Linked DNA regions of Homo sapiens: regions 2 and 3 are each linked to region 1. The links are chromatin contacts, found by Hi-C or POLR2A ChIA-PET in ENCODE. All regions are on one chromosome and are shown on one strand. Each heading gives the region's core, a stretch centred on a gene start or an enhancer-like site at or near the end of the contact. The rest is flanking DNA. Distances are from core to core; before and after follow the strand shown.

Region 1 (4,414 bases), core at 878-3,377:
TGGAATTTTTAAAATTCAGTTTGACAAAATGACTTTTAGCTGGAGCATTAAGTCCCTTTACATTTAATGTAATAACTGATATTACATTTAAGTATAAATTTAAATCTACCGTCTTACTTTGTTTTCTATTTTTGTCCTTTCTATGTTCTCTTTTATGTCCTCTCTGGATTTATTACAGATTGTTTGTGGCTTTTAAAAAAAGTCATTGCTTGAATGATGAGAGCTTATATTTAAAAAGGCAGGGGGCTAAAATAAATAAATAATTTAAAAAATAAAAATAAAGTCATTGTTTTCCTTTGAATGTTTGAGAGTTACAATTCTAGGCTGGGCGAGGTGGCTCAAGCCTGTAATCCCAGCGCTTTGGGAGGCCAGCCCAGGTGGATCACCTGAAGTCAGCATCGTGAAACCCCATCTCTACTAAAAATACAAAAATTAGCCGGGCACAGCGGCATGTGCCTGTAATCCCAGCTACTCGGGAGGCTGAGGCAGGAGAATCACTCGAACCTGGGAGGCGGAGGTTTCAGTGAACCAAGATCTCACCATTTCACTCTAGCCTGGGCAACAAGAGCAAAACTCCATCTCAAAAAGAAAGAAATATATATGAGTAGATATTAAATGTGTACACATATATACATATATAAAGGCTAAAATAATGATCTAAGCCTCCATCTCAAGAAGTTAGAAAAAGAACAACAAAATAAATGTAAGAGCACAGAAAGAAGGAAATAATAGGGAGTAGATACAAAGAAAATGGAAAAGAAACACTCAATAAAGAAAATCAACAAAGTGAGTTTATTTAAAAAAAAATGAATGAAATTGAAAAACCGCTAGGGAAATTGATCAACATGAAAAGAAAGCACACATAGCTGTTACTGGAATTGGGTTGGGGGAGACATTACTATAGATTTAAAGACATTAAAACGATTAGAACAGGACACATGTCTAGGGTTGTGTGAGGTATTCACTTCCCAAGGGTAGAGAGCTTCTGCTCACCAAGCTGTGATCCCTGGCCTAGAGTTCCAGCCACATAGCGAGAAAGGGGTTTCTTTTTCTAATTCACAAAACACGATACAGGCTAGTGGACCCCCAAATAAAAGAATATTTAGAATAAAACCCTATCAAAAAAAAAAAACAATAGCTAGAACAGTATGAACAATGCTAGGGGCTGGGTGTAGGTGGCTCACGCCGGTAATCCCAACACTTTGGGAGGCTGAGGCAGCTGGATCACCTGAGGTCAGGAGTTTGAGACCAGCGTGGCCAACATGATGAAACCCCGTCTCTACTAAAAATACAAAAAATTAGTTGGGCATGGTGGCAGGCACGTGTAATCCCAGCTACTCGGGAGGCTAAGGCAGGAGAATCGCTTGAACCTGGGAGGCGGAGGTTGCAGTGAGCCGAGATCACGCCACTGCACTCCAGCCTGGGCAACAGAGTGACTCTGTCTCAAAAAAAAAAAACTACACTTGATCTTAGCCAAAAGGCCAAGACACGATAAAATAATAATAATAATAAATGATGCTAAGGAAAAGAGTGACTTGCTGAAGGACGTTGTCCCCATTATGTGTGCAAAGTTTAAAATTACATGAAACAAAATGATGTATTATTTATGGCCAAATAATAAAAGATAGAGCCATCATCAGCATGTCTGTGATGGCCTAAGACCATCTTTTAATAAAGATTGTAATTCAGGTCATTCCCCTCCCCTGCTCAAAATCCTCCCATGGCTCTCCAGTGCCCTCAGAGTAAAGTCCCCGCTCCCTTGTCCTCCGGGTCCAGCTGGTCCTCCTCTGGCTTCCACTCTCGCCTTTCCTCCCTCTTCACCTGCCACTCGCGCCTCTTTGCCCCAAGCTTGTTCTCACCTCAGAACCTTTGCAGTTGCCAGTGCCTTCTGTCTGGTGCACCCTTGCCTCCGCTGCCTCCTTGAAATTCATTGCTCAACTCAAGTGTCCCCTCCCCTCCAGCCACTCCAGCTTGTCGAAACATGCAGCTGTGATTTGTTCCACTTTTGCTGGCACACCCCTGGTCTGCCTAGAAGTTCCACAAGGACACCCCCGCCCCATCTGATTTGTCACTGCTGTGTCTCTAGGGTCCAGAGCAGTACTGCTCTGGGACTGGGATCTGGGGATGCAAGGCTCTGCCAGCCGTGACCACCAGGGGGCATCCACGGGTCAGAAACCACGGCTTGGAGACCCACCCGGCCAGGCCACAGAGAGAGGTGTGCGGGACAGGCCTGGGAAGAGGGAGACTCCAGCCCTCTCTGAACACAGCGACCCCAACACCACTGCTATCCTTCCTGAGGGTCCTCCCTGCAGCCTGATGGTGAAGATGAGGAAACTGAGGCTCAGAAAGGCCACAGGGGACGGGCGCGGTGGCTCATGCCTGTAATCCCAGCACTTTATCACTTGAGGTCAGGAGTTCAAGACCAGCCTGGCCAACATGGTGAAACCCTGTCTTTACTAAAAATGTCAAAAAAAAAAAAAAAAAAAAAGCTGGGCATGGTGGTGGGTGCCTGTAATCCCAGCTACTCAGGAAGCTGAGACAGGAGAATCGCTTGAACCCAGGAGGCAGAGGTTACAGTGAGCCGAGACCATGCCACTGCACTCCAGCCTGGGCAACAGAGTGAGACTCTATCTCAAAAAAAAAAAGCCACAGAAATGTCAAACACTCCTTCCCCCTCCTCACAGGACATTGACAGGGAAGCTACAGATGGAGGGTGGGTGGGGACGCTGGGGTCCCTGGCCTGGCTGGGAGGACCAAGTCAGGGCAGCCAGGCTCAGACTGACCCTGCTGTCCATGAGGAGCCTCAGCTCACACAGGCAGCCCAATCCCTGCCTGGGTTCAGCAGCTCCCATTGCACACATGGGGAAACTGAGGCTCAGAGACAGGCTGGAGCTGGACTCTGTACACCAGAACCCGGCAGGTCCTGCCACACCATTGCTGCCCAACGAATCCTCCCCAGCTGCCATCTGTGCTGGGGCTTGGGGACTCAGTGTGGACGACAGCAGGCGGGTGCCCCTCACCCACTTCCCACCAGTTCCCTATTCAATAGATGGAGAACTGAGTCTGAGCCCACCCAGCTTCATCCAGGGGCTACAAACTCAGACTACCCCCCACAAGAGGAAACGCCCAGTGGCCTGCCCCTGGAGTGGGTAGGGAAGCCCCGTGTTCAAAGCTGTGCCCCACAAACCTGGCTCCCCGTGCTGTGTGACCTTGAACAGGCTCCTTGCCCTCTCTGGGCCTGTTTCTCTGTCCACTGGGGGCCTCTTCATGCCATTTTGTTAGAAGAGTCTCTAAAAGAAGAAAAAGATCACTTGTCAACCAATTAAGAACTGCTCAGATGCTCTTTCTAAGCACTGAGGTTCTTTTACATGACACAAAGACCCTGATATGGCCAGTGCGCTGTTGTTTATTGAAATTGAGGTGAAATTCACATAACACATGGTTAACCATTTTATTTTATTTTATTTTTTATTTGAGACAGGGTCTCACTGTGTCACCCAGGCTGGAGTGCAGTGGTGCGATCACAGCTCACTGCAGCCTCGGCCTCCTGGGCTCAAGCGATCCTCCCACCTCTGAGTAGCTGGGACAACAGGCGCATGCCACCATGCCTGGCTAATTTTTGTAGTTTTGGGTAGAGACAGGGTGTCACTAGGTTGCCAGGGCTGGTCTTGAACTCTTGGGTTCAAGCGATCCTCCCGCCTCGGCCTCCCAAAGTGCTGGGCTTACAGGTGTGAGCCACCGTGCCCGGCTACAGTTAACCATTTGAAAGTGAACAATTCAGTGGCATTTAGGACATTTGCAATGTCGTGCAACCTCTGTCTGATTCCAGAACATTTCCATCACCCCAAAAGGAAACCCCGTCCCCATCAGCAATCACTCCTCATTCCTCTTCCCCAGCCCCAGGTAACACCAATCTACCTTATGTCTCTATGGATTTGCCTGTTCTAGGCATTTCATATCAATGGAATCTCACACTACGTGGCCTTTTGTGTCTGGCTTCTCTCACTCAGCATTGTGGGGATTTATTTGTTTGTTTGTTTGTTTTTTGAGACGGAGTCTCGCTCTGTCGCCCAGGCTGGAGAGCAGTGGCACGATCTCAGCTCACTGCAACCTCTGCCTCCCGGGTTCAAGCGATTCTCCTGCCTCAGCCTCCCAGGTAGCTGGGATTACAGGCTCCCGCCACCACACCCGACTAATTTTTCGTATATTTAGTAGAGAAGGGGTTTCACCACATTGGCCAGGCTGGTCTTGAACTCCTGACCTCAACTGATCCGCCCGCCTCAGCCTCCCAAACTGCTGGGATTACAGGTGTGAGCCACCATGCCCGGCCAACATCAGGTTTTTGAGGTTCACCCTTGTCACGGCATGGATCAGCGCTGCATTCCTTTTTACGGGTGCATAATATCCCACTGCA
Region 2 (4,414 bases), core at 1,355-3,854, 55 kb after region 1:
GTGGCTCACACCTGTAATCCCAGTATTTTGAGAGGTGGAGGCAAGGGAATCACTTGAAGTCCAGGAGTTCAGGACCAACCAGGGCAACATGGAGTGCCCTCTGCCCTCCCCACCAAAAAATAAAAATAAATTAGCTAGGTGTGGTTGCTAATTATTAATATTATGTGTGATATCACAGGGGGGTGTACACACTCCCTGTAACATTGGGGGTACCATCATTCTGTCCCCCCTTTGATATGACGCACAATATCACTTGAGGGTGTACACACCCCCTACAATATTGGGAATACTATCATCCTGTCCTCCCCTGGATATTATGACCAGTATCACAGAGGGGTGTACATGCCCCCTGCGATATTGGGGGTACTATCATCCTGTCCCCCCCTGTATATTATGACTGGTATTATGGGGGGTGTACACGCCCCCTGCGATATTGGGGGTACTATCATCCTGTCCCCCCCGTATGACTGGTATTACAGGGGGGTGTACACGCCCCCTGCGATATTGGAAGTACTATCATCCTGTCCCCCCATCTATATTATGACTGGTATTACAGGGGGGTGTACACGCCCCCCGCGATATTGGGGATACTATCATCCTGTCCCCCCTGTATATTATGACTGGTATTACAGGGGGGTGTACACGCCCTCTGCGATATTGGGGGTACCATCATCCTGTCACGCCCTGTATATTATGACTGCTATTACAGGGGGTGTACACGCCCCCTGCGATATTGGGGGTACTATCATCCTGTCATGCCCTGTATATTATGACTGGTATTACAGGGGGTGTACACGCCCCCTGCGATATTGGGGATACTATCATCCTGTCCCACCCTGTATATTATTACAGGGGCGTGTACACACCCCAGTGACATTGGAGGTGTGATCATCCTGTCCCCCTTTGTATATTACACGTGCCATCACAGGGGGTGTACACAGTGGCATCACAGCTCACTGCAGCCTGGATCTCCCGCCTCAGCCCCCCAAGTAGCTGGGACTACAGGCGTGAGCAACCACACCTAGCTAATTTATTTTTATTTTTTGGTGGGGTGGGCAGAGGGCACTCTATGTTGCCCAGGCTGGTCCCAAACTCCTGGTCTTCAAGTGATTCCCCTGCCTCCCTCTCCCAAAATACTGGGATAACAGGCGCGAGCCACTGAGCCCAGCTCACCTTAATTTTTTTGTTGTTGTTTAAAACAAAAATCAATGCATACAGGCTGGGTACTAGTTATTTGGACAACTAGTCTCAAACTCCTGGGCTTTAGCCTGTAATCCCAAAACCCCATCTCTACAAAAAATACCAATAAAATTGGCCAGGTGTGGTGGTGCACAAATGTATTCCCAACTACTCGGGAGGCTGAGGTGGGAGGATCGCTTGAGCCTAGGAGGCCGACGTTGCATTGAACCAGATCACGCCATTGCCCTTCAGCCTGGGCAACAGAGAGAGAGGAGACTCCGTCTTAAAAAAAAAAAACAACAACAACAACAAAAAAAACGGCTGAGCACGGCCGCTCACGCCTGTAATCCCAGCACTTTGCGAGGCTGAGGCGAGCGGATCGCCTGAGGTCAGGAGTTAGAAATCAGCCTGGCCAACATAGTGAAACCCTGTCTCCACTAAAAATACAAAAAAATTAGCTGGATGTGGTGGCAGGCACTCCCAGCTACTCGGGAGGCTGAGGCAGGAGAATCGCTTGAACCCAGGAGGCGGAGGTTGCAGTGAGCCGAGATCGCACCACTGCACTCCAGCCTGGGCAACAAGAATGAAACTCCATCTCAAAAAATAAAAAAATAAAGCCAGGCTCAGTGGCTCACAACACCTCTAAGCCCAGCACTTTGGGAGGCCGAGGCGGGTGGATCACCTGAAGTCAGGAGTTCGAGACCAACCTGGCCAACATGGTGAAACTCCATCTCTACTAAAAATATAAAAATTAGCCAGGCATGGTGGCCTATGCTGTAATCCCAGCTACTCAGGAGGCTGAGACAAGAGAATCCCTTGAACCCGGGAGGCAGAGGTTGCAGTAAGCCGAGATGGTGCCACTATACTCCAGCCTGGGCGACAGACCAAGAAGACTCTGCCTCAAAAAAAAAAAAAAAAAAAAAAACAACAACAATGGGAAGCCTCTGAAACTCCCCTTCCCCAGGGGTCTCCGGGGGTCTCCACACTCCTCGGCTGAGTCAGCCTTCCTCCTGCAAACAGCCCAGGGTTCACCAAGTGTACAAGGCTGTCGTGGGCCCCATGCCCCTTCTCGCCACAGGCTTGTGCAGGCACGGGGCCGTCCCCGCTTGATTGCTAGGGGTTTAGCCAATATTTTCTTACGGGGCGCCCTTGCTGGGACACAGGTGCAAGTGTGACATCGTGGGCTGTGAGTCAGGCCTTGGCACTCCTTGCACGGCCGGCCGGCATGAGTCAGGCTGCATTTGCCCACTGTTCCTGTCTTTTCTCTTGTTCTGAACACCGCATGTGCCAGGCCTTCTGTGGGTCATCAGTCATTATTTTGGGTATGCAGCGCAGATCACTCAGGGACAGACTTCTCTGGGTCAGGGGAGCTGGGACTTTACTTATCAAATTGCAAATGTCCAACATACCCCATGCAGAACCAGTGACACGGAGAGAGGTTTCCATCCCAGGGCTGGGGTCGGGGAGGGTGTCGAACACCCAGTACAGCCCCCAGGGTTTCCTAGAAATGCAAATCACAGCTCTGAAGTGCAGCCTGGCCTCTTATGGTTAGACACAGGTTCACACCTGAGAAAGCTTGGCAACGTCTAGAGACATTTTTGGTCCTCACGACTCGGGGAGGCGCGTCGGGGGAATGCTATTAATTGTGGGTTTTGCCATTAAAAAAAAAGTAATGGCAAGGGCCAGGCGCGGTAGCTCACGCCTGTAACCCAGCACTTTGGGAGGCCGAGGCGGGTGGATCACCTGAGGTCAGGAGTTCTAGACCAGCCTGGCCAGTATGGTGAAACCCTGTCCCTACTAAAAATACAAAAATCATGGCCGGGCGCGGTGGCTCACGCCTGTAATCCCAGCACTTTGGGAAGCTGAGGCAGGTCGATCACGAGGTCAGGAGATCGAGACCATCCTGGCGAACACTGTGAAACCCCGTCTCTACTAAAAATACAAAAAAAATTAGCCAGGTGTGGTGGCGGGCGCCTATAGTCCCAGCTACTCCGGAGGCTGAGGCAGGAGAATGGCATGAACCCAGGGGGCGGAGCTTGCAGTGAGCGGAGATCACGCCACTGCACTCCAGCCTGGGCAACAGAGCGAGACACCATCTCAAAAAAAAAAAAAAAAAGTACGAAAATCAGCCAAGCATGATGCCGCGCACCTGTCATCCCAGCCACTGGGGAGGCTGAGGCAGGAGAATCGCTTGAACCCAGGAGGCGGAGGTTGCAGTGAGCCGAGACTGCAGCACTGCACTCCAGCCTGGGCGACGGCATAAGATTCCATCTCAAAAAATAATAATAATAATAATGGCAAGAACGGCAATGACTTTTGCACCAACCTAATAGTATCTGGTGGGTGCAGGCCAGGGATGCTACAATGCACGGGATGGCCTCTGCCACACAGATAATCCGGCCTCAAGTGCTGAAGTTGGGAAATCCTGCTTACCAGCCCCTGAAGAGTCCATTTCTCATCTCATGCCGGCTTACCCCCTACCACCTTTTTTTTTTTTTTTTTTGAGACAGTCTGGCTCTGTCCCCCAGGCTGGAGTGCAGTGGCACAGTCTTGGCTCACTGCAACCTCCGCCTCCCTGGTTCAAGTGATTCTCCTGCCTCAGCCTCCTGAGTAGCTGGGATTACAGGCGCGCACCACCACGCCCAGCTAATTTTTGTATTTTTAGTAGAGACGGGGTTTCGCCATGTTGGCCAGGCTGGTCTCGAACTCCTGACCTCAGGTGATCTGCCTGCCTAGAGCTCCCAAAGTGCTGGTATTACAGGTGTGAGCCACCGCGCCTGGCCTAAATAATTTTAAAATAGGTCAGTTGACAGTCTTCAGGCGGCAAGTTAGAGAAACACATGCAGGCAGATGCATGCTTGTTTGAGGCTGTAAAGTGTCCACATTGGGAAACTGGGGAGAAGATAGGAGAACTATGTAGGGGCTCTAGGTTCTGCAGCTGGCAATATTCTTCTATGTCCACTTCCTCCCATTAAAATTCGGCCTCCAGCCAAGTGGCCAGTGTCTGGGATATGTTATTGTGTCTGGCTCTGAGGAACTGGAACTCCTTCCAGTTCTTGAAGATACTTGGGGAGGGAAGATGCTTGGGGAGCATTTGTTTGGCTCCCCAGCCATAATGCACAGTATTGGCATGACTGGGGGTATGGATGGGGACACTGGGCATCCCCGATATGATGTGATGAGGAGGGCATGCTCCCGTCTTCTTCCCCAAACCCCACAATTCCTGTCTAACCAC
Region 3 (4,414 bases), core at 1,331-3,830, 36 kb after region 1:
TGGCTCGGCAGAGTTGGAGGGGGCTGGTGAAACGAGGAGGAATTGCAGGCTGGGCAAAGTGTTCCTGCAAAGAGCGGGCTTTGCAAGCCATAAGGTCTGTGTTGCAACCACTGAACTCTGCCTTTGTGTCCCCAAAGCAGCCTTAAGATGAGATGTGACAAATGGGCACAGGCATGTGCCATTAACTTTATTTATGGACACCAAAATTTGAATTTCCTAGAGCTTTCACATGTCACAAAATATTTTTCTTTTAATATTCTCCCAAATTTTATAAAATGTAAAAAGGCCAGCCCAGGCAACATAGGGAGACCCCATCTCTATGAAAAGAAAAAGAATTAGGCAGTCATGGTGGTGCACACCTGTGGTCCCAGCTACTCGGGAGGCTGAGGCAGGAGGGTGGCTTGGGCCCAGGAGGTTGAGGCTGTAGTGAACTATGATTGTGCCACTGCACTCCAGCCTAGATGACAAAGAGAGACGCCATCTATTTTTTTAAATGGTTAAAATGGTCAATTTTCTGTTATGTGTATACATATATATATGTGTGTGTGTGTTTGTGTGTGTATCTGTGTATATATGTGTGTGTGTATGTGTGTGTGTATGTGTGTGTGTGTGTGTGTATGTGTGTGTGTGTATATATATACTTTTTTTTTTGAGTCTGAGTCTTTGTCACCCAGGCTGGAGTGCAGTGGCGCAATCTCAGCTCACTGCAACTCTGCCTCCCGGCTTCAAGTGATACTACTGCCTCAACCTCCCGAGTAGCTGGGATTACAGACACCTGCCACCACACCCAGCTAATTTTTGTATTTTTAGTAGAAACAGAGTTTCATCGTGTTGTCCAGGCTGGTCTTGAACTCCTGGCCTCAAATGATCCGCTCGTCTCAGCCTCCCAAAGTGCTGGAATTGCAGGTGTGAGCCACTGTGCCCTGTCTGTTATGTATATTTTATCACAGTTTTAAAAGATAAATAAAACATTCCGAGCTTGAAAGCCGAAACACAGGTGGTGGGCTAGATGGGACCTTGGGGTCATCATCTGCTAATCACAGAGCAACCCAAACAGGTTGGCACTTGGACCAAAAGTGTGTGAGACCCAGACCGAGGGCCGGGTGGAACCCAGAATCACAGGGGATTTGCTAATAAGGCAAATCTGGGTGAGGACGCACCTGCTCCAGGAAGGGAGGTGGGGTTGCTCTAGCGACGATGAGCCTGGGGTCTAGGTGGCAGCAGCAGGCCAAGTGCCAGGCGCCCCAGGGATGGGGAAGGATTGATTGAATAAATGTTTAAAGGAACGAATGAGTGGATGCACAGGTGGATGGGGAGGGGTTGTGCTGTAACCACCATGAAACAAACTCCACACTTTGATGAGCCACGTGGAGAGGGAGTGGGCAGAAAGAAGAAACTGGAAGTTGGGCCGGGTGCGGTGGCTTATGCCTGTAATCCCAGCACTTTGGGAGGCCGAGGCAGGTGGATCACCTGAGGTCAGGAGTTCCAGATCAGCCTGGCCAACATGGTGAAACCCTGTCTGTACTAAAAATAGGAAAATTAGTTGGGCATGGTGGCACATGGTGCAGGGCTGAGGCAGGAGGATCGCTTGAACCCCAGAGGTCAAGGCTGCAGTGAGCCGAGATCGTGCCATTGCACTGCAGCCTAGGCAAGAAGAGTGAAACTCTGTCTCAAAAAAAAAAAAAAAGAAAGAAAAGAAAAAAGAAATTAAAAAAAAAAAGAAAATATTACCTAGAGTAAAAGAAACCAGACATAAAAGGCCACATATTGTACAATCCTATCTATGTGAGATGCCCACAGAGGCAAATCCATAGGGCCAGAAAACAGATTGGTGTTTGCCAGGGACTGGGGGTGGAGAAATGGGAAGTGACTGGTAATGGGGACAGGGTATCCCTTTAAGGTGATGAAAATATTCTGGAACTAAGTAGAGGTGGCGGTTGCACAACACTGCATGTATAAAATGCCACTACTTTAAAAATGGTTAATTTCATGTGAATTGCACTTTAATAAAAATAAACAAGTATTTAAAAATCCACCAATGCAAACACTTCTCTGTTCCTCTGTGGTGGAGGAAGGGACACGCGCTTTTTTTTCCGACCTTAGGAAGGAACAAGGGAGCCGGGGTCCCCTCCCAGCCTGGGAGCCCTGGGCACAGTCCCGGCTCATTTGTCAGAGCTATCGGAGCCGTCCTCGGGCTGGTGGGAGTTCAGGGCTCTGAAAGGTTTTCTGTCAAGGCTTGAAAGGGGGCCAGGTTTTTTTCCCCCCGGAGCCGCGCAGTCTCGGGGCTGTTGTTCTCAGCAATCGCAGGGCCTCGTGTTAGCAGGAAGCACAGCCAAGTAGGGTTTCCTGCGTGTTGGAGAGAGGAAGCTCCGTAATGTTCTGGGAGGCGATGGTTAAAAATAACTCCGGTATATAAAGACAGCGGAGGGTCCCCTTGTTCGCTCACTCGGGCGCCGGCCGGCTGGACGCAGGGCCGAGCAGGTGGTTTGGGGCCTCGGGAAGGCCAAACCCCCGCCTCTGGGCCCCTGGCTGGGGAAGACACCAGCCAAGTTCAGAGCCCCAAGTCGGCCTCACTTCCACAACTCAGCGTCAGGGACACCGTGGGCGTTTCTGTTTCAAAACGCTTTTCTCCAGCAAAGAACGTAACCTCAAGCTGCTGTCAGGGTAGAGGAATCCCTGCCCCCCGCCGCCACCCAGATAGGTTGGGCCGTGATTTTGGCTGTGCCTGGCAGTGACGATGTAGCGCACCCAGGCTGGGGGGCGCTGGCAGCCAGGGTTCAAATCCCGGCTCTGCCACCTAACGCTGGGACTCAGTTTCTCCATCTGTAGAATGGAACTAACAATAGCTCCTATGCTGTTGTAAGCACTAAACACAGAAGTTAAGCTTTGGGAGTTAGGAGGGTGTGACCTGGGAAATGGATGTCTGCCCTTTCATAAGCAGATTTTGTTTTGTTTTGTTTTGTTTTGTTTTGAGACAGGGTCTCACTCTGTCACCCAGGCTGGAGTGCAGTGGCAAGATCACGGCTCTCTGCAGCCTCAACCTCCCAGGCTCAAGTGATCCTCCCTCCTCAGCCTCCCAAGTATCTGGGACCACAGATGCACGCCACCACGCCTGGCTAGTTTTCTTTTGAATTTCAGTTAAGACAAGGTATCACTATATTGCCCTGGCTGGTCTCGAACTCCTGGGCTCAAGAGATCCCCCCATCTCGGCCTCCCAAAGTCCTGGGATTACAGACATGAGCCACTGCGCCTGGCCACAAGCAGATTTTTAGAGTTGTCATTGCCATCGGAACAGCTGCCCAGACAGCAAGAAGAGCAAAAGCCTGTGTCTGGGGTCAATGCCAGGGTTTGAGGCTTCCAAGCCTAGGTGACCCCACAACAGATTCAACACATACAAAAAGGATCACAAGGACATGTTATAAACATCTCGATGCCAAAATATTCAGTGACAGGGATGAAATGGACACATTCCTTGAAAGACACAAATTACCAAAGCTTACTTAAGAACAAATAGATCGGCCGGGCGCGATGGCTCGTGCTGTAATCCCAGCACTTTGGGAGGCCGAGGCAGGCGGATCACCTGAGGTCAGGAGTTTGAGACCAGGCTGGCCAACATGGTGAAACCCCGTCTTTACTAAACAACAAAAATTAGCTGGCCATGGTGGCGGCCACTGTAATCCCAGCTACTCAGGAGGCTGCGGCAGGAGAATTGCTTGAACCCCGGAGGTGGAGGTTGCAGTGAGCTGAGATCGTGCCATTGTACTCCAGCCTGGACAACAGAGTGAGACTCTGTCTCAAAAAAACAGAAAAGAAAGAAGAAGAAAGAGAAGGGGAAGGGGAAGAAGAGGAGGAATAAGAGGAAGAAGAAAGAGAAGGGGAAGGGGAGGAAGAGGAGGAATAAGAGGAAGAAGAAAGTAGAAAGAAGAAGAGGAGGAGGAAGAAGGAGGAGGAGGAGGAGGAAGAAGGAGGAGAAGGAGGAGGAGGAGAAATAGATCACCCGAATATCCCTGTGTCTATGGGATAAATCAACATTGTTGTAAAAAGAACTTCCTACAGGCCAGGCATTGTGGTGGGTGCCTGTAATCCCAGCACTTTGAGAGCCCAAGGCAGGAGGATCACATGAGGCCAGGAGTTCAAGACTAGCCTAGGCAACATAGCAAGATCCCATCTCTACAAAAAATATAAAAATTAGCTGGGCTTGGTGGCTTGTGCCTATAATCTCAGCACTTTGGGAGACTGAGGTAGGAGACTCACTTAACCTCGGGAGTTTGAGACCAGCCTGGGCAACACAGTGAGACCCCATCTCTACAAAAACATTTTAAAATTAGCCAGACATGGTGGGTTTCAATGGTGGCTTTCACTTCATAGGGGGCTTTTGTTCCAAAGTCGCAGGAGGTGGAATTCCATCAACCAG

Evidence for each region. A loop is a pair of places that touch in the nucleus more often than their neighbours do. ChIA-PET counts read pairs that join two places held with the same protein, here RNA polymerase II (POLR2A). Pooled maps may share reads with other maps.
Region 2: a map with no recorded cell type shows a loop between it and region 1 (2.9-fold over the local background). The contact joins two enhancer-like sites. A Hi-C loop is called at or near these places in 10 of 168 maps with a recorded cell type or tissue (GM11168, endothelial cell of umbilical vein, heart left ventricle and 2 more), 2 of 37 single-sample maps with no recorded cell type and 10 of 50 pooled maps. POLR2A ChIA-PET finds 5 or more read pairs at or near these places in 16 of 52 experiments (AG04450, B cell, Caco-2 and 13 more).
Region 3: a loop to region 1 is called in a map of heart right ventricle, with 2.6 times the contacts of the local background. The contact joins two enhancer-like sites. A Hi-C loop is called at or near these places in 18 of 168 maps with a recorded cell type or tissue (B cell, CD14-positive monocyte, CD8-positive, alpha-beta T cell and 7 more) and 18 of 50 pooled maps. POLR2A ChIA-PET finds 5 or more read pairs at or near these places in 10 of 52 experiments (Caco-2, HEK293, activated B cell and 7 more).

The regions. Positions count from the first base shown.
Region 1 is chr19:16,245,629-16,250,042 of GRCh38, forward strand. AP1M1 (adaptor related protein complex 1 subunit mu 1) reads left to right here. Exons shown (of 12, transcript NM_032493.4): 12 at 1-278. Among named protein-coding and RNA genes, the nearest start is that of AP1M1, 50 kb to the left of the region's middle. Within about 2 kb of position 2,128, at least 2 of the 41 ENCODE cell types and tissues checked have a DNase peak (open chromatin) inside an H3K27ac peak, as active enhancers do; they include heart right ventricle, where a contact is called at or near this core.
Region 2 is chr19:16,299,792-16,304,205 of GRCh38, forward strand. All of the region lies in intron 1 of KLF2-DT (KLF2 divergent transcript), which reads right to left. Among named protein-coding and RNA genes, the nearest start is that of KLF2-DT, 23 kb to the right of the region's middle. RefSeq lists an enhancer at 2,385-2,444 and a silencer at 2,645-2,714. Within about 2 kb of position 2,605, at least 6 of the 41 ENCODE cell types and tissues checked have a DNase peak (open chromatin) inside an H3K27ac peak, as active enhancers do.
Region 3 is chr19:16,281,376-16,285,789 of GRCh38, forward strand. It overlaps KLF2-DT (KLF2 divergent transcript), which reads right to left. Exons shown (of 2, transcript NR_186323.1): 2 at 1,984-2,346. Among named protein-coding and RNA genes, the nearest start is that of KLF2-DT, 41 kb to the right of the region's middle. Within about 2 kb of position 2,581, at least 33 of the 41 ENCODE cell types and tissues checked have a DNase peak (open chromatin) inside an H3K27ac peak, as active enhancers do; they include heart right ventricle, where a contact is called at or near this core.